Regions from separate parts of the Homo sapiens genome. Here region 1 is linked to region 2. A link is a loop called in an ENCODE intact Hi-C map of the cell type or tissue named here. Cell type or tissue: OCI-LY7. All regions are shown on one strand. Links, peaks and the distances in the headings refer to the core of each region. The heading gives the core; the rest is flanking DNA.

What was found. Hi-C counts contacts between places; a loop is a spot of excess contacts. Peaks named below come from ENCODE experiments on the same cell type or tissue, not always from the same donor. Only the 100,000 strongest peaks of a DNase experiment are listed, where the experiment ranks them.
Region 1: a loop joins it to region 2, with 4 times the contacts of the local background. A loop is called at or near these places in 2 of 110 quality-filtered maps.

The regions. Positions count from the first base shown.
Region 1 is chr6:166,225,458-166,234,123 of GRCh38, reverse strand. No RefSeq gene overlaps it. Among named protein-coding and RNA genes, the nearest start is that of LNCDAT, 62 kb to the right of the region's middle. In OCI-LY7, for the core only: no CTCF peak of the experiment used is centred there; a DNase peak (open chromatin) is centred at 4,803; H3K4me3 peaks cover 1,420 bases; H3K27ac peaks cover 1,591 bases.
Region 2 is chr6:166,163,681-166,178,861 of GRCh38, reverse strand. TBXT (T-box transcription factor T) reads left to right here and starts at 11,011. Exons shown (of 8, transcript NM_001366285.2): 1 at 11,011-11,476; 2 at 12,006-12,270; 3 at 13,022-13,156; 4 at 14,001-14,062; 5 at 14,196-14,257. The coding sequence starts at 11,271. LNCDAT (lncRNA divergent activator of TBXT) reads right to left here and starts at 10,765. Exons shown (of 2, transcript NR_166068.1): 1 at 10,712-10,765; 2 at 7,690-8,790. RefSeq lists a silencer at 4,609-4,718 and an enhancer at 10,275-10,869. In OCI-LY7, for the core only: CTCF peaks have their summits at 10,343 and 10,542; DNase peaks (open chromatin) are centred at 10,391 and 10,881; H3K4me3 peaks cover 1,838 bases.

The DNA.
Region 1 (8,666 bases), core at 1-8,000, 62 kb before region 2:
CTGGGATTACAGGTGTGAGTCACTGCGCCTGGTCAGCTGTTACTATTATTAATGACACTGTGGGACCTCTCTGTGGGAACTGCAGATTTATTACTGCATTTCTCAGAGAGGTTAGTGACTGCTCAGACACATTCTCGCTCATTGTGAATGGTCAAAATATTGATTCGATTCAATCAAGACATGAATAGAGAAGTAGGAAAAAATATACTTTTTAAAGCTTATTTACTGCTTACAGGATATTCACAATTATGCCTCAAAGCACTTTACTTTCTTAGCTTTATTGGAAAATATTTAAACTGTGACATGCAATATTTTCAAGTAATTCTGAGTCAGCCAAATGTTGAGTTTTTATCCTGGTTCTCTCAATTATTTGTTGCAAACCTCAGGTAAGTCTATTTCTCCACGTTTCAGTTTTCTCATCCTTAAAATGGGAGCAATAATTCCCACCCCACAGGGTTACTGAAGAGTTCAGCGAATCAAATTAAGTTATATAAAGCTCCTCTCACAAACTTACCACTCATTAAATAGGGTCGCTTCCTTTCTTATATCTTCAAATTATTTCATTTAAAAAAATGATAGCGATGTTAAGTTTGGAATTTCTGGTAGGAATATGAAGTAAAGAAGTGAAAATAATAGAGAACATGACACTGTGTCTCTTCTTATAATTTTGTCGTTCTTCAGAATAAACGCAGTATTCAGATGACACAGCCACTTTCTGTGAGCATTTCACAATTTGAAAAACAGCTTTACATCCCCTGGATCCCGGCACAGTTTTATTCTTTCCTATGGGAGAGGGATGCGAGCTTGGTTGGTGAGCCACAGAGGGATGCCGTCAAGTCAGATCTCATGCAGGGCTTCAGCATCTCAGCGTCTCCTTCCTGGAGTGGCTCGAAGCCCAGCCTCCACGGACAGAAAGCTCTTGCTGAGAGGGAGTTCAGCTGCTTGGCCCGTCAAGGTAGAAGGCACCATTCTCACTTAAGCCTTTTTATTTTAAGTGAAAGAAAGTTACATTCACGCGCCTCAATATTTCTTTTTCCCAAATGGGTTGGAACACTGAAGGAAACCTGTAAACCTCCTTTGTCCTCAAATCCTCCACTCATCTTCTGTGAACCATATCTATTTTGAAGCATGTCTGCCCCGGAACTTTGCAACTGGGCAGAATCCACTGGGCTATAGGAATTTGTCTTCCTAAGTTCTATGCCGAGGGATTGGAAGACATATACTTTGGAAAATGTATAGTTGTAGCTGACAAAATTGCCTGCAATTATGCAGATTTAGAAACAACATGGGTTGTTGTTGCTGTTGTATAACTTTGGTTGGGGGTTTTACGTGCAGTTGCCTAACTGTAGCAGGAAAAATGCACTTAGTCAGATCCTACTGGTCGTGGAGGTAAGTTGTAATATACATCTCCTGCCTGTCTCTGTTGGATCCAGCCAGCTGGGAGATGAGGCTGCGGCCCTGTGTAGTACAAATGGCATTAATGACCTCAAATGGGCACAAGCCAAATGGAGTCATTGGTTTTAGGAACTAACTGTATCCTCTACTTAGATCAAGGATCAAACTTTTATTTTGCCTAGTTCCAAGAAAACATGCTTTTGTTATGTTTACATTGAGCAAACATATAATCAATCCATAAAATGAGGAAAATACAAAATAAATTTTCTGGTGTGATTTTCTTTTTTCAGATTCTCTTATATGCATTAAATAAATCCAGGTTGATTTGTTTTGCCTGAATTTCTCATGATGTATACATTTCCATTCATTCTAAATATGCTTAAAAGTAATGTAGGATGTATGAAGTAAAAATTCTGAAAATTCCAATTTCAGCATATGAGTAGTTTACTGTATCCAAATAAATGATCAAAAGACGAGCATGTAGATTGATCTGTGGACATCAAAGTGGCTGCATTGTTTATTCCTTGTAGAAATTGACATAATATGAAATTTTGCTTAACCATATATTTTATTAGAGTGCACAGGCTTAATTTTATGGTCTAGGATTACAATTTTGCTGATTAAAGCCCTGTCTTCAATTACACCAGAAAACTAGTCTTGTCTCCAAATGAAACAATCGTAATGACTTGACTGCAATTAGAAACCACGATCCTTAAGAATGTGGATGACCCAATATATGTTATTTTAACCGTGTAAAAATATTTGGGTAGGAAGAGGTTAGCATTGGAAAGTGGTCACAGAGAGGTTTCAGAAATCAATAGAGTTTGAATACTGTTGAAATGTGTAATATACCGATTTCTTCATTAAGAAATACACTCCATAATAAATACTAAGCCAGGAATTCTGAAATAAGTTTAAAATTAATTTAAATTAAATAGAGAAGCCCAAAATATCTGACACTCTGCAAACTTGGAGAATAAGAAGAGAAGAATGTGCTGAAGTGTGGCTTTGTTCTAGATGTTCTTATAATCTAGGCAAACATTTCCTGGAAAGGGCTAGAGAGCCATCATTACAGACTTTGAAGGCCACATTCAGTTTCTGTTGTTGATCCTCTTCTTTCTTTCCTTTTTTAACAACTTAAAAAATATAAAAAGTCACAGATTTGGCCACTAGAATGTAGTTTTCAGACCTCTAATCTTTGTGGATATTAGCTTTGTGATTCTCTTTACTGGACTTAAATTATGGGAAAATAAATTGAAACAACTCATGTGTCTTTTAAACTACATTGTGTTTAAAATGTCTTCTGTTTAAACTACACTCTATTTTATGTTTAATCCTTATGTGTCACAATCCTAGCCAATGCCTGACATATGGTAGATTCTCAGAAAATGTTTACCAAATGATAACATTTTAAAGTTTCATCCTTTTTTTTTTTTTTTTTTTTTGAGATGGAGTTTCACTCTGTCACCCAGGCTGGAGTGCAGTGGCACAATCTCGGCTCACTGCAACCTCCACCCTCCGGGTTCAAATGATTCTCCTTCCTCAGCCTCCTGAGTAGCTGGTACTACAGGCGCCTGCCACCGCACCCAGCTAATTTTTTTTGTATTTTTAGTAGAGATGGGGTTTCACCATCTTGGCCAGGCTGATCTTGAACTCCTGACCTCGTGATCCGCCCGCCTCGGCCTCCCAAAGTGCTGGGATTACAGGCGTGAGCCACGACGTCCGGCCTTAAAGTTTCTTCTAATTCTACAGTATTGAAAGGGTTATTTCAATTCCGAATGGTGGTGGTGGTGTGTGTGTGTGTGTGTGTGTGTGTGTGTGTGTGTGTGTTTTCTTTTTTCTTTTTTTTTTTTTTTGAGACGGAGTCTCGCTCTGTCGCCCAGGCCAACTGCAGTGGTGCTATCTCGGCTCACTGCAAGCTCCGCCTCCCGGGTTCACCCCATTCTCCTGCCTCAGCCTCCCGAGTAGCTGGGACTACAGGCGCCCGCCACCACGCCCGGCTAATTTTTTTTTGTATTTTCAGTAGAGACGAGGTTTCACCGTGTTAGCCAGGATGGTCTCGATCTCCTGACCTAGTGATCCGCCCTCGTCGGCCTCCCGAAGTGCTGGGATTATAGGCGTGAGCCACCGCGCCCGGCCGTGTTTTCTATCAATCTTAATAGAAATGTTCTCAGGGGTCACTAAACCCCAACCCCCATCAGTTTTCCGCAGATTTTAAAGTATGGAACCCGATAGAAACAATTATCGAAATTATGACCTCGATAAGCAGTGTTATGTATCATGCAAACATTATAGTAAAGAGCGAAAATAATTGAAGGGTATAAAATAAATTATTGGCTGCTGATTTTTAAAATGTATTTAAGTCCATTTTGTGTTTATTTGTTGGGCATCTCCATTATAAAGTAATACCCTTGAGGGAAAAAACAAAACAAAACAGGACTTTTAATAATTCCTTCATGTTTTTTTCCTTCACTGCCCTCACTCCTACCTCCCCTCCTGCCCCAATGCCGTGAAGCACCCACTACTTGGCACACAGTGGGGCTTCATTAATGTTGCAGGCCTGATTCTCTTGCTCTTCAGACCTGGATGGTCCTTTCCCTCTTCCCTCTTTCTGTCTTTTGCAAAAGGCCACTTCCGCTTGCTTTTCCATTTCTTTAAAGAAGTGTGCGTATTTCTCAATGAGTGTAATTAAAAAAAGACATTTTTAAGATTGCTTTAAGTAAATTGATTTTCTGTTTTTTCCCTTCTAAAATACTGGCACAAAACAAGAAGCCATAATGAGCTGTGATTTGCAACTTTTCATTGCAATCGACTAAGAGGCATTCTATAACTACTGATTTGTTCTATCGCGTGAAGAAAAGAAAAAGGGCAAATGTATCGCATTCTTACTATTAAATGCCAATAGATATCTGACATCTTTGAAAACAAGTCTGATTTTGTATTTCTTTCTCCCAGTTTGAGGAGGAAAAGAACCCGGACTTGTAGATTGTAGAGGTGTTTTGTTCTAGTACTTGCTGCTGTTTAAGGCTTATAAAACAAACAACAAAACACCAAAAACGTGGATTACCAAGTGTCTGGGTTACTTTGGCTTCTCCGCGGTCCTCCTTTGGGGGCCCAAGTCTTGGTGGACTTGTGCTGCAGAGGCCTCAGCTCCCTCAGCAACTGGGTGGGCAGCTACCCCAACGCCCTGGCTGTGGAAAGGGAGGACCCCACAGGGAAGCCCCCACAAGCCTCCCTCCCCCCACCCACACAGCATGGGATGTCAGGGAGACCCTGAAGGGCGTCCTGCCCGCCCCGCCCACACCTGCTCCGGTTCCCGCTGCAGTTTTATGGGCCGTGAGGAGGCAGGTTTGACGCCCAGAACAGCCTCTGCCAACAGCTGCAGACCCGTCAGCTCCCAGACAGTAAAATGTAAAGAGGGGGAGGGAGGGATCACCTTTGAAGTCTGCAAAAAGCATGACTTTGACCACTTCCTTTTTCCTTTTTAAATTGGTGTCCCAGGTATGTTGACAGCAGCTATGGGCCAGCTTTACAAGGAAAGACGCACCTCCTCGGAACACTCAGGTCTGCCGGATTCTCAGCATTTTAATACCAACTCTCCAAGGCTTTCCTGGTTTCAGCGTAACTTTGTGAAGAGAAATGGGTTATTTTAACTGAGGGTGCTACACTTAAGGCCAATACAGATGTGTATCTGTAAATAACACACATACGCAGAGTGCTCTCCATTCAAGTTGAAGGTGAAACTGTACAAAGCCACCACCTCGTGTCCTTCCTGCATCTTCCCCACACATTTTCTCCTTAAATTTTCTTGCTTTTCTCTTAAAGAAATGATAAGGACGTGAAGGGAAGCTGTGGTGTTAACATTTTCCTCTCAATTTCACATCCGAATTTTAATCTCCAATGAATGCTTTTTCTTTCCACTTGGCTTTCAGGGTTTTTCTCTTTTAGTTTAAAAGAAGACTCCAAGATTTTTAGTTATTCTGCCACTTTCACATAGTTTAGCACGAAATGTCCTGGAGGATTGTGTGTGCACCTGATACTGTTCATTCTCCAGGAGATCTTGCTGGATTATGCGGTTTGAGTCTCCAGTTTGAACTATGCACGTGATCAAAGCATGAAAGATTTCCTTCAAACTACACAGCACAAACTACACTGTCCTTATACTTGACAGCTTTGTGATTTCCAAACTTATTTTAACAATGGTCTTGATTTTCTGTTTAATGAAATATAGACAATATAGATCAAATTTAAAATCTCTAATGTCCATTCTAAAATGGGAACTCAGAGCATTCTGAAAGGCCATTTCCAGGCCAGCATAAAGTTGAGAAAGAATCTTATAATCGTCTCTTCAAACGTATTAAAAGAAGCATAAATACTTTATATCTTTCCTTGTAGGGTACAAATTAACCCCAGTAACCAACCCACAGATCCTCATGATATCATTATTGGAGTGTTTGATGGTCTCTGACTACTTAGTAGTAAAATTAACCAATCATCTAACTGCCTGGGACCCGGTTTTCCCACTTGGAAAACAAGGCAATTAGTCTAGATCCCTTCTGCCCAAGGCTGTGGCCACTAGTCACATGTGACTGTAAGTTTAAATTCAATACAGTTAGGTAAAATTAAATTTAATTCCTCAGTCGTACTAGCCACATTTCAAGTGCTCCATAGCCACGTGCAGCTAGTGGCCACTGCATTGGAGAGAGTGGGTAAAGAAAGTCTGGATTGCTGCAGGAATTCCTACTGAATGGCACCGGCAGGTAAAATATGGATTATCCTTCCTGACTGTAAAACAGAACACGGAGGGAACTCCAGGCTACTGGACTCTAGTCCCAAGTCATTCTTACGATACTCCTAACAATAGTTATTCATAGCAATAGCTATGAAAGACAGGGACATTCATTACTTAAATATGTAAGGAGCACTTGTGGTGTGAAAGCAGTTGTATGATAGGCTGGGAACAGTACAAGACATCGTGCCCGTGGGCTAGGTGCTTACAGCCTGACTGAGGAGGAGACTAGCAAACTCAGAACACAGGACCAGATAAGGAAAGAGCCATGCAGGGGATGCTGGGGATCCTAGCATGGGGTGGGGTGCAGGGATGGCCTCCCAATGGAATGCCGATTCTTGTGCCAGGTAAAACCTTATGGAAATTATTCTGTAAGAGCATAATGAGATGAAAATTTAGAACTAGAATTGCCGATACACCTGCCAATATACCCTTGTAACTGCAGAGTTGAAGAGTAAGGTATCTTCTAAAGGTTTTAAGGATGCAAGAAAACCCACAAAACTCTAATCAGCAGACCCAAACTCAATGGAAAAACCTTGGCTCTTCGTGAAAAACTTGTTGGATGAATGCATGATCATAGATTTAGCTTTAAACATGTTTACATGAAAGGCTTCCAGAATCAATCAATTTCTAATATTAACTGCCTACTAGCCAAGCCAGATGGCTCTATAAATTGTGCTGTTATAATTTGGACCATGAATCTATAGGTTCCCTCTACTTAATCAACCAAAATCGAAGAGTACTATTTAAGATGTGAAGTCCACATCTAGAAGAGCAACCAGGATGGATTTGCCCTATCAGATACTGTGGTACTGCCACGGAGATCATGTGAACCAAACAGAAAGCACAAAACAAGACCCAAATGGACTTGGGAATGTAGAGTGTGATCCAGAGGAGCTGGGAAAGAGCAGACCCCAAGTGGACTGCCTGCAGTAGATTCTATTACATGATTACTTCCACTACCCCACAACCCGGGCTGAGCAGAGATTGCTTCTCAAGCTTTTTCAGTTCTCTCATCTCCACTCAATTTGTTGGTGGTCTGTTAGGTGACTTACCTTTATCACTTTTTCCTAAAACAGCGTGGTGTTTTGGTTTATTTTTAAGGAATAACCCCCTTCCACAGTCATATTTTACCGGATTATATAAATATTGTATTACAATCTGAAATTACGATTACAAATATACTTGGCTTTAGCTGGGATCATCAGGGACGACCCCCAGTGAGTGTCAATTTGGAGGATGCTGAGCCACAGAGCCACATGCAAGGCACAGGTCCTGCAGCTTAGCCTGCCTGGGCACTTATCTGTCTATTTCAAGGGGAGTCCTGGGAGTCCTGAGGGCCAGTGTGGCTTAGGTGAGAAACACAGCCTGCAGAGCGAGAGGAGCCCCTGGGGGCTGGGAGGTGGTCAGGGAGCATAGTCCCCCTTACTGTTTCGGCATGTGCTCTGCAAGGCTCAGAGGACAAGGTTGGGGAGGATTAGACATGGTGCTATAAAGGGAATATCATGCAAGCTGTCACCTGGGAATGATCCCTTCCTTCACCCTCTCCTCACTCCCTGATCCACTCCTGCACTTGTTGCTAATCTCCCCAACAGCCAATAGCTTTGGGTGCTTGGGCATCTGTCCCTCCCCATCCTCACTAGGTGGGGGGCAGCCCTCATCCTTCACCATGCGGACCTCTCCTGGCCTCACTGCCTCCCTTCTTTGTCTTCTTATATTAGTTTTTTGTTAGGGTAATAATTTCTTCTTCTTCTTCTTCTTCTTCTTATACTTTAAGTTCTAGGGTACATATGCACAAAGGGCAGGTTTGTTACATATGTATACATGTGCCATGTTGGTGTGCTGCACCCATTAACTCTTCATTTACATCAGGTATATCTCCTAATGCTATCCCTCCCGCCTCCCCCACCCCATGACAGGCCCATGTGTGTGATGTTCCCCATCCTGTGTCCACGTGTTCTCATTGTTCAATTCCTACCTATGAGTGAGAAGATGCGGTGTTTGGTTTTCTGTCCTTGGGATAGTTTGCTCAGAATGATGGTTTCCAGCTTCATCCATGTCCCTACAAAGGACATGAACTCATCCTTTTTTGTGGCTGCATAGTATTCCATGTGAATATGTGCCACATTTTCTTAATCCAGTCTATCACTGATGGACATTTGGGTTGGTTCCAAGTCTTTGCTATTGTGAATAGTGCCACAGTAAACATATGTGTGCATGTGTCTTTACAGCAGCATGATTTATAATCCTTTGGGTATACACCCAGTAATGGGATGGCTGGGTCAAATGGTATTTCTAGTTCTAGATCCTTGAGGAATCATCACACTGTCTTCCACAATGGTTGAACTAGTTTACAGTCCTACCAACTGTGTAAAAGTGTTCCTATTTCTCCACATCCTCTCCAGCACCTGTCGTTTCCTGACTTTTTAATGATTGCCATTCTAACTGGTGTGAGACGGTATCTCACTGTGGTTTTGATTTG
Region 2 (15,181 bases), core at 7,182-15,181:
AAAAGCTAGAGGAAAGCTTGGCTGTATTGGGTTTATTACAAAATGCTGTGCACAAAAACATATTTTCTTTGTAAGCAAATAAAATTTTAAAGATATTTGAGCCACACACTTCAACTTTAAAACCTGCCCCTTTTAGATAAGGTTCTGGTCTCTTCTCAACAGATCCAGGGGAGAAAAGAGCAGGCCCCAAGTTTCCAGCTGGCCAGACAGGCTGTGGGTTACATTTCATTCCCTGGCAACATGGGAAGAAGTGAAGCGGCCAGTGCCTTGGTTTCCTCATCTCTAAGCAAGCCATCAGACCACCGCATGAGAAGGTTGTGAAAGTCCTTGATGACTGGGATAATTTTCTTAACGCGCTTGGAACCCAGGCCTTCCAGCTTTCCCTCCTCCTACTCTGCCTTCCTTGAGGATCTGAGTTACATCCCGCTGGTTTATCTCCAGTGCTATTACCTGGTGATGACCAGTGAAGGCTCTAGATTCCCACAGGAAGAAATTCTGGCTCCCAGGTTTATGCTCCTTATTTCAATTTAATTTTATTATTATTATTTTTATTTTTGAGTCTCGCTCTGTTGCCCAGGCTGGAGTGCAGTGGCGTGATCTTGGCTCATTGCAACCTCCACCTCCCAGGTTCAAGTGATTCTCCTGCCTCAGCCTCCTGAGTAGCTGGGATTATAGGCATGCACCACCACGCCTAGCTAATTTTTGTATTTTTAGTAGAGATGGAGTTTCACCATGTTGGCCAGGCTGGTCTCGAACGCCTGACCTCGTGACCCACCTGCCTTGGCCTTCCAAAGTGCTAGGATTATAGGCGTGAGCCACCGACCGCACCCAGCCCTATGATCCTTATTTCTAAAGTAGGCCGACATGTGATTTTTGGACAACCCTAAAAGCTCTGTAGGCTCACATTAGACCTGTGACTGCAAATGCAGGTGTGAGCCCTCCACTGGTGAGCTCACCCAGTTCCATGACTCCATACCACTCCTGTCCTGCCAACTCCTGGATGTATCACCAGCTCGGACCTCAACCCTGAGTGCCAGGAGATCCCACGGCCTAATGGGCCCCTCCACATGGCCGTGTCTCTCAACCCTCCACATCCAACCTGTCCAGCAAACCCTGTGGGCTCCACCTTTGAAGTTTGCCTAGGGTTTGACCCCTTCTCCCTGCCCACCTCACTGGGCCAAGGAGATGACATGTCTTACTCTAATCGCTGCAGTGGCCCAGTTAGGTTTCCTACCTCCAATCTTGTCCCTGTCATTCTCAACACAGCAGCCAGAATAAATCCCCTCCTGCATCAAATCACATCAAAAATTGAATTGTAATCTTCAATATTACATATTCCTGTGGACTGAATTGTAAGGGCACTTGGGAAAATTAAAAAGTTAATGAGCTGTGGGGACGGAGCTAGGAGTCACTAAAAATTTAGTCATGTATTCTTCCATTCCATCGGCAATGACTAAATGCCTACTGTGACACCTGGTGGGTTATTGCTATCATAGGCATGTATTTTTTTAAAAAAGAAAACGTTGCCGCTTTTCCTCCTCCCCATGTGATCAGAAGACGAGAAAAGACTTAAGAAAAGAAAATAGCCTAAGTAGAATACAATCCTTTAATAATATTTTGAACTCCCAGAGAGATATACATACATTACTGTTTCCAAAAGAACACAGAAAATTTGTCAAACCTATTTATAATGAAAGAACAAATGGAGAAGGAAGCCAAAATATATATAAAGAATTTTCTTGCCTGGGTGCGGTGGTTCACCCCTATAATCCCAGCACTTTGAGAGGCTGAGGCAGGAGGATCACTTGAGCCCAGGGGTTCAAGACGAGCCTGGGCAACATAGCGAGAGTCTGTTTCTACAAAAAATAAAAAATTAGCCAGATATAGTGGTCCCAGCAACTTGGGAGGCTGAGGCAGGAGGATCGCTTGAGCCCTGTGGGCTGAGGCTGCAGTGAGCCATGACTGGGCTACAGCACTCCAGCCTCAGTAGCAAAGTGAGATGTGGTCTCGAAAAAAAAAAGAAGAAGAATTTTCTAGACTGGACATAGATTTTGAAGCTAAGGATGATGGAAATAGCTGAGCGCTCATCATTCAGTGCACCTGTTCTGCCTTTCTCAGGGAAGGTGTTCCCGGAAGCACACTTTGAGAGTGAAGAAGATACTGATGACCTCCATCCTCTGCAGGTCTGTTAATTGAAGTACCTTCTTATAAAGGACTCAAAAAATAAGCCTGTGGTTCTATGCCAGGCAGGCAGCGAACCAATGTATTTTAGGAGGGACCATTCCTTACTTCAGGATATAGCTGAAAACAACACCCAGAACTAATTTTTTAACCTTCGCAAACCTTTGTATGGAGCCAACACTCCTACGTTATAAATTGTGAAAGAAACTCGGGCTAAAGATACCACATGATTTTCACATTTTAAGGGCATGATTTACCTGATCTTTAGTCCTGCACTCTAGCCAAATAGCCAACTGATGTTTCACTATATGTATTTCCTGTTGTAATAATAAAGTTCTCACATTTTTAGGTTTCAAGGTTTCAATTAGGTTTGGTCATCTTAACACAATTTTGCTTTCCCACAAACATGAGAAATACATGCAAATATGTGCTGTGCATTCAAACCTCTCCAGGCAGCACTGCACAAACTTCCTATGGCATGCCCCTGTTTTCCTTTCATTGCCTCTCATCTTAATCCCTCTAACACTCAAGTGAAGCACTGTAGTGATAACCTTGATACAGGTTTCTTTTTAAATCCAGTTCCTGAAGTCAACCATGTTCGAATGTTATACGTGAGCTGATAATCATCCAAGGAGTTAATCCTTGTCTTCCTACTCTTGTTTTGGAATTACCATAGTCCATTAGCGTAACTTGGAATTCTAGTTCCACACTAACTGTAACCTTGGGCAAACTTCTTCACCTCTCTGATGTACATTTCCTTTTATTATGACCTTTTTTTTTAAGGAGGGGATAACAGTACTGACTTCACGGGGTTCTTTGGAAACTCAGAATGATGTGTTTAGGCCTAAGCATTATTTGGCATCTGTTTTTCTCTCTGGTTGCCATACCTGTGATTATAGTTCAGCATCTCTGCCGGGATTGGAAGTTATTTACGTGGTGGGATTTTCTTCCCCCAGCTCCTATTACTGTCTTTCAGATGACTAAACTGTTTTTTATTTATTTATTTATTTTTATTTTTTTATTTTTTATTTTTTATTTTATTATTATTATACTTTAAGTTTTAGGGTACATGTGCACAATGTGCAGGTTAGTTACATATGTATACATGTGCCATGCTGGTGTGCTGCACCCATTAACTCGTCATTTAGCATTAGGTATATCTCCTAATGCTATCCTCCCCACTCCCCCCACCCCACAACAGGCCCCAGTGTGTGTGATGTTCCCCTTCCGGTGTCCATGTGTTCTCAATGTTCAATTCCCACCTATGAGTGAGAACATGTGGTGTTTGGTTTTTTGTCCTTGCGATAGTTTACTGAGAATGATGATTTCCAATTTCATCCATGTCCCTGCAAAGGACATGAACTCATCCTTTTTTATGGCTGCATAGTATTCCATGGTGTACATGTGCCACATTTTCTTATTCCAGTCTATCATTGTTGGACATTTGGGTTGGTTCCAAGTCTTTGCTATTGTGAATAGTGCCACAATAAACATACGTGTGCATGTGTCTTTATAGCAGCATGATTTATAGTCCTTTGGGTATATACCCAGTAATGGGATGGCTGGGTCAAATGATATTTCTAGTTCTAGATACCTGAGGAATTGCCACACTGACTTCCACAATGGTTGAACTAGTTTACAGTCCCACCAACAGTGTAACAGTGTTCCTATTTCTCCACATCCTCTCTAGCACCTGTTGTTTCCTGACTTTTTAATGATTGCCATTCTAACTGGTGTGAGATGGTATCTCACTGTGGTTTTGATTTGCATTTCTCTGATGGCCAGTGATGGTGAACATTTTTTCATGTGTTTTTTGGCTGCATAAATGTCTTCTTTTGAGAAGTGTCTGTTCATGTCCTTTGCCCACTTTTTGATGGGGTTGCTAAACTTTTTTTTAGATCTCAAAAGTAGTTAAACTCAACTAGTTTCCCCACCACCTCCCTTTTCTAAACACTCACACTTGAGTGCAAGCACACCAGATTCCTTTCATATGTGGTTGTATGAATATGGTGGGTGAAAGAGAGAAAAAAACTTGTTTCTACTTTTCACATACTTTGCTTCTACTTCTCACATATTTAACTTAGTCTAGTGGAAATAACCTGCATTTAATGAGACAAATCAGAAATCAAAATGCCACTCCATTTTTTTTACTCTTTTCTCTGAGTTGCCTTGTATATACAAGAGGGAATACTATCTCCCATCAATGCCTAAATGATAATGTATGCACAATTCCTCGCACGTAATAGGCGCCAATGAATGTCAGCTCCTTTTAGGGTTCTGGGGCTGGGACAGCTTGTCACCTTGGAGCTGTGACTATCGGTCGTAGAATGTGCTAATTCTAATTTCCAAATGGGCTTTTCTCCTCTGAGGTGTCTTTTCAGCCGAAGTCCCTGTGGTGGGAACCACTGATTCTGAATCTGTTCTCACAGGTGTGCTAAGTCCTTCCCCTTTGTCTCATTTTTACTATCAGTCTGGTACTTGATCTGTAGGGAGTACAGCCCTTTACTCCCCGCCCCCATGGCAGCCTCAGCCCTAGCTTCCCTTTGGGCTTCTCTCTCTCACCCTGGTCCTCCCATTACCTCCAGGCTGCAGCCTCCTCCCCTCTCTCCCGCCATTAAGTCCTTCTGCAGATTTCAGCTCTGTTCTGCTCTTGTCTTCCGTTTTTTCCACTAGCCTTCAATAGTCCTTTCAAAGTATTCTTATAATTCAATCACTTTTTTTTGGTTCATTGTCTTTGCCTACAATATTGATGGGAATTTCTATAGGAACCCTCTAAAGTGCTCCATTTCCAGAATTATTGCAAGTCTCTTCTGGAGTTCTTCCTGCCTGTTCCCTTGAGGGTATTGCAATCCCATCCATTTCCGCCCCTGTTTGATCTCATCTCCTCCTAGTTTATGTTCCCTCACCACATACTCAGCACTTGGTCTCACCTAACATTTCCTGCCAGGCTTCACCCCTCCTGCCGTGACATCTCACTTGTTCTTATTAAATAGGCGATTGTGACTTTTGAGTCTCCACTGTCATTCAGATTAGACTGTTTTTCTCTCAGTTTATTGATCTCAAGTTTGCTCCATATTCGGACACTTTATAAACCTCGTAGGCTCTCTTTCCTCATGTGCCCAGGGGCTCTGTAGGTCCTGCAGCGCCACTCTGCCTTCCTGAGTACCCTTGTTCTTCAACAGGAAGCGCTACCTCCCTGGACTCTCTGGTGCCAAGCCCCACCCCTCTCCTCTCCCCAGCGGCCTCTGGGGAGCTCCTGCTGGTTTCTCCCACCCCTGCTTCCTCAGGCAAGTGTCAGGCCCTGGTGCAGAGCTCAGAGCCTGCCTGCCCTGCGGATCCCTTCAAAACAGTGATCACAGCATGTTCTGATTAGGGACATCATGTCAACCTTTCCTGCTAAATGGTGATTATGGAAGTTGGAGCTGGTCCAGCCAGAGTATGTGTGTGTGTACGTCTACCCGCATTTATTTCCAACATTCTTTTCTGCCAGATATTTTATTCAGGGCCAAAATAGGATTTTTCAAAATTAGTTGTAGAGGAGGGAGAAAGAACATTTCCAGTAGTATGACATAAACAGGTATATAAATATGAATTAAACGATTGCGTGGGGGTCCCCAGTCATGATTACTGGAGTCATTTTCAGCCTGCAAGCATGTTCCTGCCCCCGCATCTTCAAGCCTCCCTTGGAATAGCTCACTTGTAGTAATTCTTAAGGTCTCATTTAATACACAATTTTCACAGGAAACCCTTCCTTTACTCTCTCCAAAACACCTGACTATTTGAATCAATGAGCGGGTTACTAGAGAAGGGCCCTTGGAGTTTCAGAAGCATCCTGCATTTTAGTAAATGTGAAGGATTGATGTTTTGTTCATGATGAAAGTGCTCAGCAGCATATGTCCAGTGGATCTGAGGACAGTGCTACTGCTGTTTCTTAGATAGACATGCTACTGCATTTCCGTGTTGCCAACGCAGCCACTCAGCAAAGGCCTGCTGAGTCCCTGCCACCAGTCAAGGGCTGGTTTCACCCTGAATAAGGCAGGCCCCACACCTCTGTCTTCCCAAGGTGGCTATGAAAGGGGCATCCATCCAGGGCCCCTGAGAGTGCAGCCCTGCAGAAGGCATGCTGGGCAGTCACCCCTATGTAAGAGGGGGAGGAAGGAAAAGAAAAGGCCGTGGAGACTCCCAGAAAAGGCTGAAAGGGAAGCAGGGAGAGCGATTATTCAGAAGACACAGAGGAAAAGCAGCCTTGGGAAAAAATAAACCATAAGCACCAGAAGATGCAGAGAACTGTGGCCTCTAAGAAGCAGAAACAGGACATTAAGGAGCAAAAAGGCTGCTCTAGAAGGCCATGGAATAAGACGACAAGGGACGTGGAGGAAATAAGGATTACCAGAAAACTGAGCTACAACAGAGAAATAAAATCTGCATTGGAGGCAGTAAAAACCAAAAGTGACATGGAGGGAAATTGACAGAGTGGTGTGGAAAAAACATTTCACAAGCCATTTAATATATGCAGAAAGATCTAAGAGCTGAAACAACACAGGGGGAGGAGGCGGGAGACTAGGCAAGGATCCTCAGATTTGGAAGTACAGATAACCCCTGAAGTGGAAACAGTACTCACCATCATACCAATCAGAACTAAAGAGACTTGTTGAGTTGGAAAGGGCTTTCCCTGCATGCCAAGCAAAATCAGCAGATTCCCACTGAAACTATCGCCAAGAAACTTATCATCCACAAGGCATTGAAAAAATTAAGTATCTGGGCAGAAAAACTCAAGCTACCCTTCTCTACCGAGGAAGAGATCAAAATCCAGCAGCCCGATTTCTCCTCTGGAAACTTGAATTCCAAAGAGATAGGAGCTGAAGCACTAGAGTTTTAAGGAGAAAGGTTTGGGATTGTCACATTCCCAAACATTCAACTGGGCAGGTTGGTTTGTTGTTAATCTGTGAACTCCTGTCACTAAAACAACCACACACTGTCATGTGTGACGAAGCCCACTGACTCCAAAAAAATAGCTTGGATGGGATCAGGTTTTGAGACGCAGCCTGAGGCTGACGGTAGTCCCTGCGTCCACCCCACATGGCCACAGCTTCCCTGCAGATCAGGGAGCACATCACGAAGCCTTCTCCCTAGAGCAGCAGGGAGGGGCCGGCTGTGCACAGGGTGGGATCCTTGTCCTGAGAGGAAGACTTTAAAAAACCAAGTCTCTGTTCTTTCCCACAAAACCACAACCACCTCAAACAACCCAATGGGCTTTAAAAATTTTTCAATGGTAAAGAGTCTAAAGAATTACGTTACACACCTTTTAAAGCAATAACAAAAGCCATTGGGTTTCTTTTAATGGGAGAGACAAATAAACCAATTGGTGGCAGAATTATTGGCCATGAAACATGGCTGTCATCTCTAATGTAGAACTTGTGACTGTTTGCGATCAGTCCGCTTAGTCAGTGTGGGAGAAGGAGCTCATGAGAAGAACAAAATGAAAAAAAGACGAGGAACACCCCAAAATATGAACATTGCTTAGTGCTTGAGGTTAGCATTTATATACATAGAGAGAGATAAACATACAGCCAGCCCTCCATAGCCACAGGTTCCATATCCGTGGTTGGTTGAATTGATAGAAAACATTCCAAACTCCCTCTCCCCAATAATGAAAGAATAAAAATTATACAAATAAAAAGCAATACAGTATAACTACTATTTGCATAGTGTTACATTGTATTAGGTATTATAAGTAATCCAGAAGTGATTTATAGTTCATGGAGGAAGTCCATAGGTTATATGCAAATACCATGCCAAGGGACTAGGGCATCCCTGGATTCTGCCATCTTTGTAGGTCCTGGAACCAATCCCCCACAGATACTGTGGGTGACTGTTTTACATATATATGAAGACAGATACATATATAATATTTCTACAAGGAGTACATATATAATCAGAAAAGAAATTCATTTGTTTTTCTTGCAGAAAGAGAGGGACTAGAGTGTGGGGTAAGAGTCACGCGAGGCTGTCCTCCACCCCTCCTTGAGCCTGTTACAGCTTCATTGTTGCCTGCTTCTAAAGATAAATGGCTTTGCTTTTTCAGAAGGGATTGGGCCCAGGAAAACTGCCTCTCTGGGAGTCGAGTGGGGTGTGTGTGTGTGTTTTCTTATAAAATGTTTCAAGCATGTTTTCGGTGGGACAGTTGCATCCTGAGGCCCAGCCATAAGGCTTTGTCTTGTTTTTCTCTGAATGGCTGGGCTTGCCAAGGAGAGATAGACCCTGGGAGCGAAACAGCTGGCGGTGCCTCAGCCCCTCTTTCCTCCCAAGGAAGCGCATTGTTATTAACTGGGAATTCTTTATAGCCGGGCTGGAGGAAGTTTTGGCTGTAAACTGTCATGCACTGCAGCCTTCGCTGAAAAGGCGGAGGGAGTGGGCCTGGTCCTGGGAACCGAGGAACAAAGATCAGAAAATCAGCCACAGAAAGGGGAGGAAAAATAAACGTTAGAAAGTGAAGACAGGTGACACTACACAAGTGCTGGCCAAAGTCGGTGACTTCCAACCTCTACCTCCTCCGACTTGGGTGGTTCAATTCCTGGGTCGTACTCTTCAATGCTTCAGACATTCTCTCTGGAGAGTAGAAATTTTATTACGCGTGTTAGAAACGGAATATTCTTTCCTGCTGAAGTTGTATTCTTATTTGGCCGTGCCCCTCCTGTTCGGAACAGTTTTAGAGCGATCTGTTAAACCCTCCAGTCTTCTTTGGCGCTTCCCGACTGTGGGAAAAGCGGCCGCGACGCCGTCCGAGCGCAGGGGAGGGATCCAGCCTTCGGGACTCCTTTGCCCTGAAGCCGCAGGAGAGGTTTCGCTCCCGTGCCTAGGGTTCCGAGGCCCTCAATTGCCTGGGACCCACCCTCGTTCCTCCTTCACCTCCCCTCCACTTTTCCCTTTTATCTTATCCTCGGGAGGCCTTGGGCCAAAGCGATGACCTCTTAGACATTTTAATACCCGGAGTAAGGAGAGTAACACGCACCACGCTCTCCCCCAAAGCCCAGGACCCGATGAGCCAGTGAAGGCGTGTCAGGAGGGTCCGGCGTCAGGAGCAAATGAGGTCCTTTTGGTGCCTCTTTCTAGAAGGAAACTTCCCCACCTCGGGTCAGCCCCCTGGGAATATCCATGCATCCCAGACATCAAAAGACACTGAGAAATGCGGACAGGGACTAGACGCTCCGGCTTCCTGACTCGTCGGTGTAAGTTGGAGAAGGGAGAGAAGGAGCCCTGTCCCCCACGGGCGGCAGGCACCCTTCCCCGGGACTGGCTCCTGGCAGCCCTCCGCATACCGCGAGGCGGGTCGATCCCTCGAGTCCCGGGCGGGGATCCCTCCTTCGGCTTCCCCAGCAATTCCCGACCCCGGAGCGAGCCCGGCTGGGCGAGGGGCGAGGGGCAGGGGGCAGGGGGCAGGGGAGACTTAGCGCGGGGCGCAGATACCATGTCCGCGGGAAAGCCCCCTTGCTAGGGCGCAAGACTCCTCTGAACTCGCTGCCCCACCCGATGCGCAGGCTTTCTCTAGAGGGGTTGGGGCTGGGGTGCCCGCTCAGGAGACCGGGAAACAGAGGCTGCTACCCGAGGCAGGCCCTCGTCCAGCGAATGGGCGAGGTGTGCAGAAGCGCAAAGCCAGGCCTTGGAAGGGGGAGCTTCTGCCTCCTTCCCCCTTCCTGGGCTCCCGTTTTAGGAGGAATGTTACTGTTTAAAGAGACCCCACTGAACTATTTCCTGCTCATTGTCACCTCTCCTTCGCTCTCCTCGCGTAAGTTCTCACCGAAAGGTAATAAAACAACCGCTGCCGACACCGCTTGGCGCTGGGCCGGGCGGGGAAAGCGCCCCGAGTCCCACTAGTCCGGACCACCCCGCCAGCCCCGACCTTCTCCCACCTTCCGTGAAAGCAATGACACAGCAGAAACCACGCACACGCCTGGCACACTCGATGCGCGCGCTGACCTCGGCAACAAGTCCTGTTTTTATAAGAGAGCGAGGAGGACACTTCTCAGAAGGGGTTGTTTTGCTTTTGCTTATTTCCGTCCATTTCCCTCTCTGCGCGCGGACCTTCCTTTTCCAGATGGTGAGAGCCGCGGGGACACCCGACGCCGGGGCAGGCTGATCCACGATCCTGGGTGTGCGTAACGCCGCCTGGGGCTCCGTGGGCGAGGGACGTGTGGGGACAGGTGCACCGGAAACTGCCAGACTGGAGAGTTGAGGCATCGGAGGCGCGAGAACAGCACTACTACTGCGGCGAGACGAGCGCGGCGCATCCCAAAGCCCGGCCAAATGCGCTCGTCCCTGGGAGGGGAGGGAGGCGCGCCTGGAGCGGGGACAGGTGAGGCCGCGCGAACGTTCCAGCCTGGCGCGGCTGCGGGATCCGGGCGCGCTGGGAAAGCGAGGAGGACCCCGCGCGGGAATCAGGGAGCATCGCAGGCTGCCGGGCAGCCCCTCGCGGAAGTGCGGGCTGGGGCGGGCTGGGGCGGGCTGGGGCAGGCCGGGGCGTCCAGCTTACCTTCCTCCGGGGCTTGCCCCGCCGCTTTGATGGAGGTGCAAACATTTGGAGAAGGGCGGGGGTGTAGGGGCTGGGCCGGGGCTCGCAGGGCTGGGGCCCCGGATTTACATGAAACAGGCGTGCGGGAGCCCATTGTTGGCCCCCGGCCTCCCAGACCCGCCCGGCTGGGTCTGATATGGCCGCTCTCGGCCAATGGGAGGCTGCCCGGCACTTCAAAGCGTGCGCGGCCCAATCCGCCGAGCACCCCAGCGCTGCCGCCGCGGCTCTATTTATGGGGAGGGCACTGAATTTCGGTCCCCAGAGACCTACACTAGTAGAGCCTTGGGGAGTTCAAGTGGAATAACTTCTCCCCACCCCTCTGCCCCCGTCCCCTCCCCCCAAGTCTTGGTCCGCGCCCTCCTCCCGGGTCTGTGCCGGGACCCGGGACCCGGGAGCCGTCGCAGGTCTCGGTCCAAGGGGCCCCTTTTCTCGGAAGGGCGGCGGCCAAGAGCAGGGAAGGTGGATCTCAGGTAGCGAGTCTGGGCTTCGGGGACGGCGGGGAGGGGAGCCGGACGGGAGGATGAGCTCCCCTGGCACCGAGAGCGCGGGAAAGAGCCTGCAGTACCGAGTGGACCACCTGCTGAGCGCCGTGGAGAATGAGCTGCAGGCGGGCAGCGAGAAGGGCGACCCCACAGAGCGCGAACTGCGCGTGGGCCTGGAGGAGAGCGAGCTGTGGCTGCGCTTCAAGGAGCTCACCAATGAGATGATCGTGACCAAGAACGGCAGGTGGGTGCGCGTCCGGAGCCCGCGCGCGCCGCGCTCTCCAGCGCCTGGGCAGCCTGGGGGACCTGGCAAGTTCCCGGAGGTCGAACCCTTTTTCTCCTGGAGGAGGGCTTTGTGTTTGTTCCCGCTCTGGTTAACTCCCTCGAGTGCATTTCTACAAGCCCCTCTTCTGGGGCTTTCTCCGCGGAAGCTTGGGGAGGAGGAACGCGCACTTCGGTGTCCCGACCTCGGAGGCATCCCGGGACCCGCGAGGCGCGCCCTGGTCCCCGCCTGTCCCCGCGGGATGTGGCCTCCTGCACTGAAACCCTTCGCCAGGTCCTCTCCTCCCCTCCCTCCCGAGGCCGTGGAGATGGTGAGGAGGCCACCTGGACCTGGCAGGGCTCGGGGAAGGGGGAGCTTGGGAGTCACCCTCGGACGTTCCCCAGGGGGCTCCTCTGTGCCCCGAAATAACTGAGGCCTCTGTGCCCAGCTTCTGCCTCCGGCCTACCTGGTCAGTGTCGGGGTCCTCCTGCGCCCGCCCCGTGTTTTCCAGGAGGATGTTTCCGGTGCTGAAGGTGAACGTGTCTGGCCTGGACCCCAACGCCATGTACTCCTTCCTGCTGGACTTCGTGGCGGCGGACAACCACCGCTGGAAGTACGTGAACGGGGAATGGGTGCCGGGGGGCAAGCCGGAGCCGCAGGCGCCCAGCTGCGTCTACATCCACCCCGACTCGCCCAACTTCGGGGCCCACTGGATGAAGGCTCCCGTCTCCTTCAGCAAAGTCAAGCTCACCAACAAGCTCAACGGAGGGGGCCAGGTAGGTGTGAGGAGCCCGCCAGGTCTGGGACCAGCGAGGAGGGGGCCGCGCTGCGCCTTCTGCACGGGGGTTGTGGGAAGGGACGCTGCTTGAACGGGAGGCGACGTCTGCCCTGGAGAAACTGCCACAGCCTTCTCTAATAAGGCCTTTAGCGCTGTTTATACTAAGCTGATAACATCCACGCCTGGCGAACGGGGAGCGGGAGCACTCCCCTTTGAAGGACTGGAGCTTTTGGGGAACTTCCGTTGTCTAGCCCTAAACTCTCCTGGGGGTGGAAAAGATATCAGCCTTGATGGCAAAGTCGCATTTAAATTTAAACATGCGCCACAGTACTTACTGCGTGGAGTCGGAACAAACTTGTAAAGTCGTGCTTTTCTAAAGAACATTCTTTAGTCGGGGATTGTTCCTGGAAGACCCCAGGTTAGGCAAGTTGCAAACAAGCTCAGTCTTTTAAAAATGACCATAGCCTTCCTGAAAGCCTTAGTACTTTATTCCACCAGGTGAAAGGATTTTGTGATGAGCATTCATTGCTTTTAATGGTGTGTAGCATCTCACATCCCTTTTCCAAACAAGCTGTGGGAATAGCACATATAAACCGCGGAGAAGCCTCCCCTGGTGGAACCCCACTTCCCTCAACAGCAGAGACACTTTCTTGGGATCCAGAGGACTTTCTGCATCCTGGAGAAATGGATGTTTTGCTGTTTTAACGCAGGCCTTTCAGTGCCACCAATCCTGTATCTGTCTCCCTCAGATCATGCTGAACTCCTTGCATAAGTATGAGCCTCGAATCCACATAGTGAGAGTTGGGGGTCCACAGCGCATGATCACCAGCCACTGCTTCCCTGAGACCCAGTTCATAGCGGTGACTGCTTATCAGAACGAGGAGGTGAGAAGGACAGAGGCGGATCGCTTTCCCGGTGTGCTGCGGTGTGGTGTGCTGCTCCGTGGAGATTCTGGAGGAGCGGGGAGACGCGCTAACCCGCACTGAGAGGAAGGCTTCCTGCCCTTTCAAATAATATTCCGGAACTTGAAATGGAAGCACAGGAGAGAACTGTTTAAATTAAGTCCCCATTCAAACATTTTCCCCTTGAATTCTCCATACAAGTGTTTAAAACTAGAAACAACTTCTCAATGCTCAAAATGAAAAGATCCAAAAAGCATTCAGGTTAAATGGTGTGAGAATTTCTTGAGAACAAGACTTGAGTGAGAGAGGGGCATGTCCTTCCTTGGAAATCTTCCCCAAAGGGTGGGGGGGCAACCCCTCAAATCTCTGCAGTGTGAAGACTCAACTAGATACAAGCTACTGCATAGGTGCCTGTAAATCTATGCCTAAGCCCAACCCCAAAGTACTGCAAATTCGACATTAGTTGGATACCTTGTTGGTGTTGACGTTGACCGAAAACTAGAACTTCCAGGTCTCTATTTCCTAAGCAGCCCCAGACTGTGTTTTCAGCCATTTCTGATTTATACACATGGAACATTGTTAGTAGTAGGTTAAATTTATTGTGAATCCCACTCAGAACATTGACATTGAAAATTTTTCATAAGCATGCTACTCTGTACAATTACTCAGCTATTTTCAGTTCCAAATAGAAAACTGTATGTGGAAAGAAGTCTGATTATATTTGAATATTTAAAAGTGGTACTGGCATTTCTCAATTTCTTGGTGCCAAATTAAATCCCCTGGCTAATAGGGAATATACTAGTAAATGCAATTTCTTGTTTTTCAGATCACAGCTCTTAAAATTAAGTACAATCCATTTGCAAAAGCTTTCCTTGATGCAAAGGAAAGGTGAGAGAATTCTAACTATAAATACCCTTGGGCAAAGAAGTATGCAGAAAGATGAAATATTGCTGCACATACTCTTTTCTGAATTTCCTTATTTTTGAAAATTCGATATACTTTTTTTTTTTCATTTTGATAGAAGTGATCACAAAGAGATGATGGAGGAACCCGGAGACAGCCAGCAACCTGGGTACTCCCAATGTACGGTTTGTTGCACTCTGTCATGTCATTCTGCGTCATCGGGACTAGACTTGCTGAGAGCTGGGAAGTGGAGATGGAGAAGACAAGGGTGTTTCTGGGTGTGCCTGGGATGTAAGATTGCCTTTTTGCCATGCGAGGCTCTTGGCCCTGTGATGTTGAAGCTGTGTTGCCCATCTAACCTCTGCTCTAATCGGGGCTGTGGATACTCTCCTGGGTGCTTTTGTTTTGCCGTGAGGCAGCTGCCACCATGCCTGGGGTGGATCATTGAGACCTAGCTGGGTGTTTGGACTCTCCTGTATTAGGTAGGCAACAGGAGAATCTAGCTCATTACCTCCTCTTTGAGGCTTTCATTAATGGTTGAAGAGCCATCTTTCCAATGATGCTTAGGAACCAAATTTTTCCTTAGCCCTTTGGTTCTAGGAATGTCTCACCAGCTCCTGTGGCTCTGAGGATGAGAGAGTTGGATTTAAGTCTAGCTCCCTCTAGGACTTTCAGGAGTCAGAGTGCAGGATAGAGGATTATACGGCAGCATTTGTTGGGAGAAACGCTCTCTCTCATCCTGGTCCGTCCTCTCCACCCGGGGAAGGGACTTGGAGATATTAAACAATGAACGCGGTAGCACTGGCTGGTCAAGAGGCTGGATGAATCAACAGGGCACACTCCTCCTTACACAGGCATTTTCTATTCTGTAGATTTTTCATCATTTCCTAGGCTGATTGAACAACCAGAAAGGCAGTCACTTGAGTAGAGTGAGCCACTGCTCTGGCCAGGGCCGGCTGGGCAGCCAGGGCACGTCTGCACCCTTCCTTCCAGTGCTGCCTGGAGAATTGTTAGTAGTTTGGAAATTGAAGCCACAGTAGTTGTCCCGCTAGGGGTTGCTTTTTCTCAATCAAAACAACAAAGCTTGAAGAGTGTAGAAGAGGA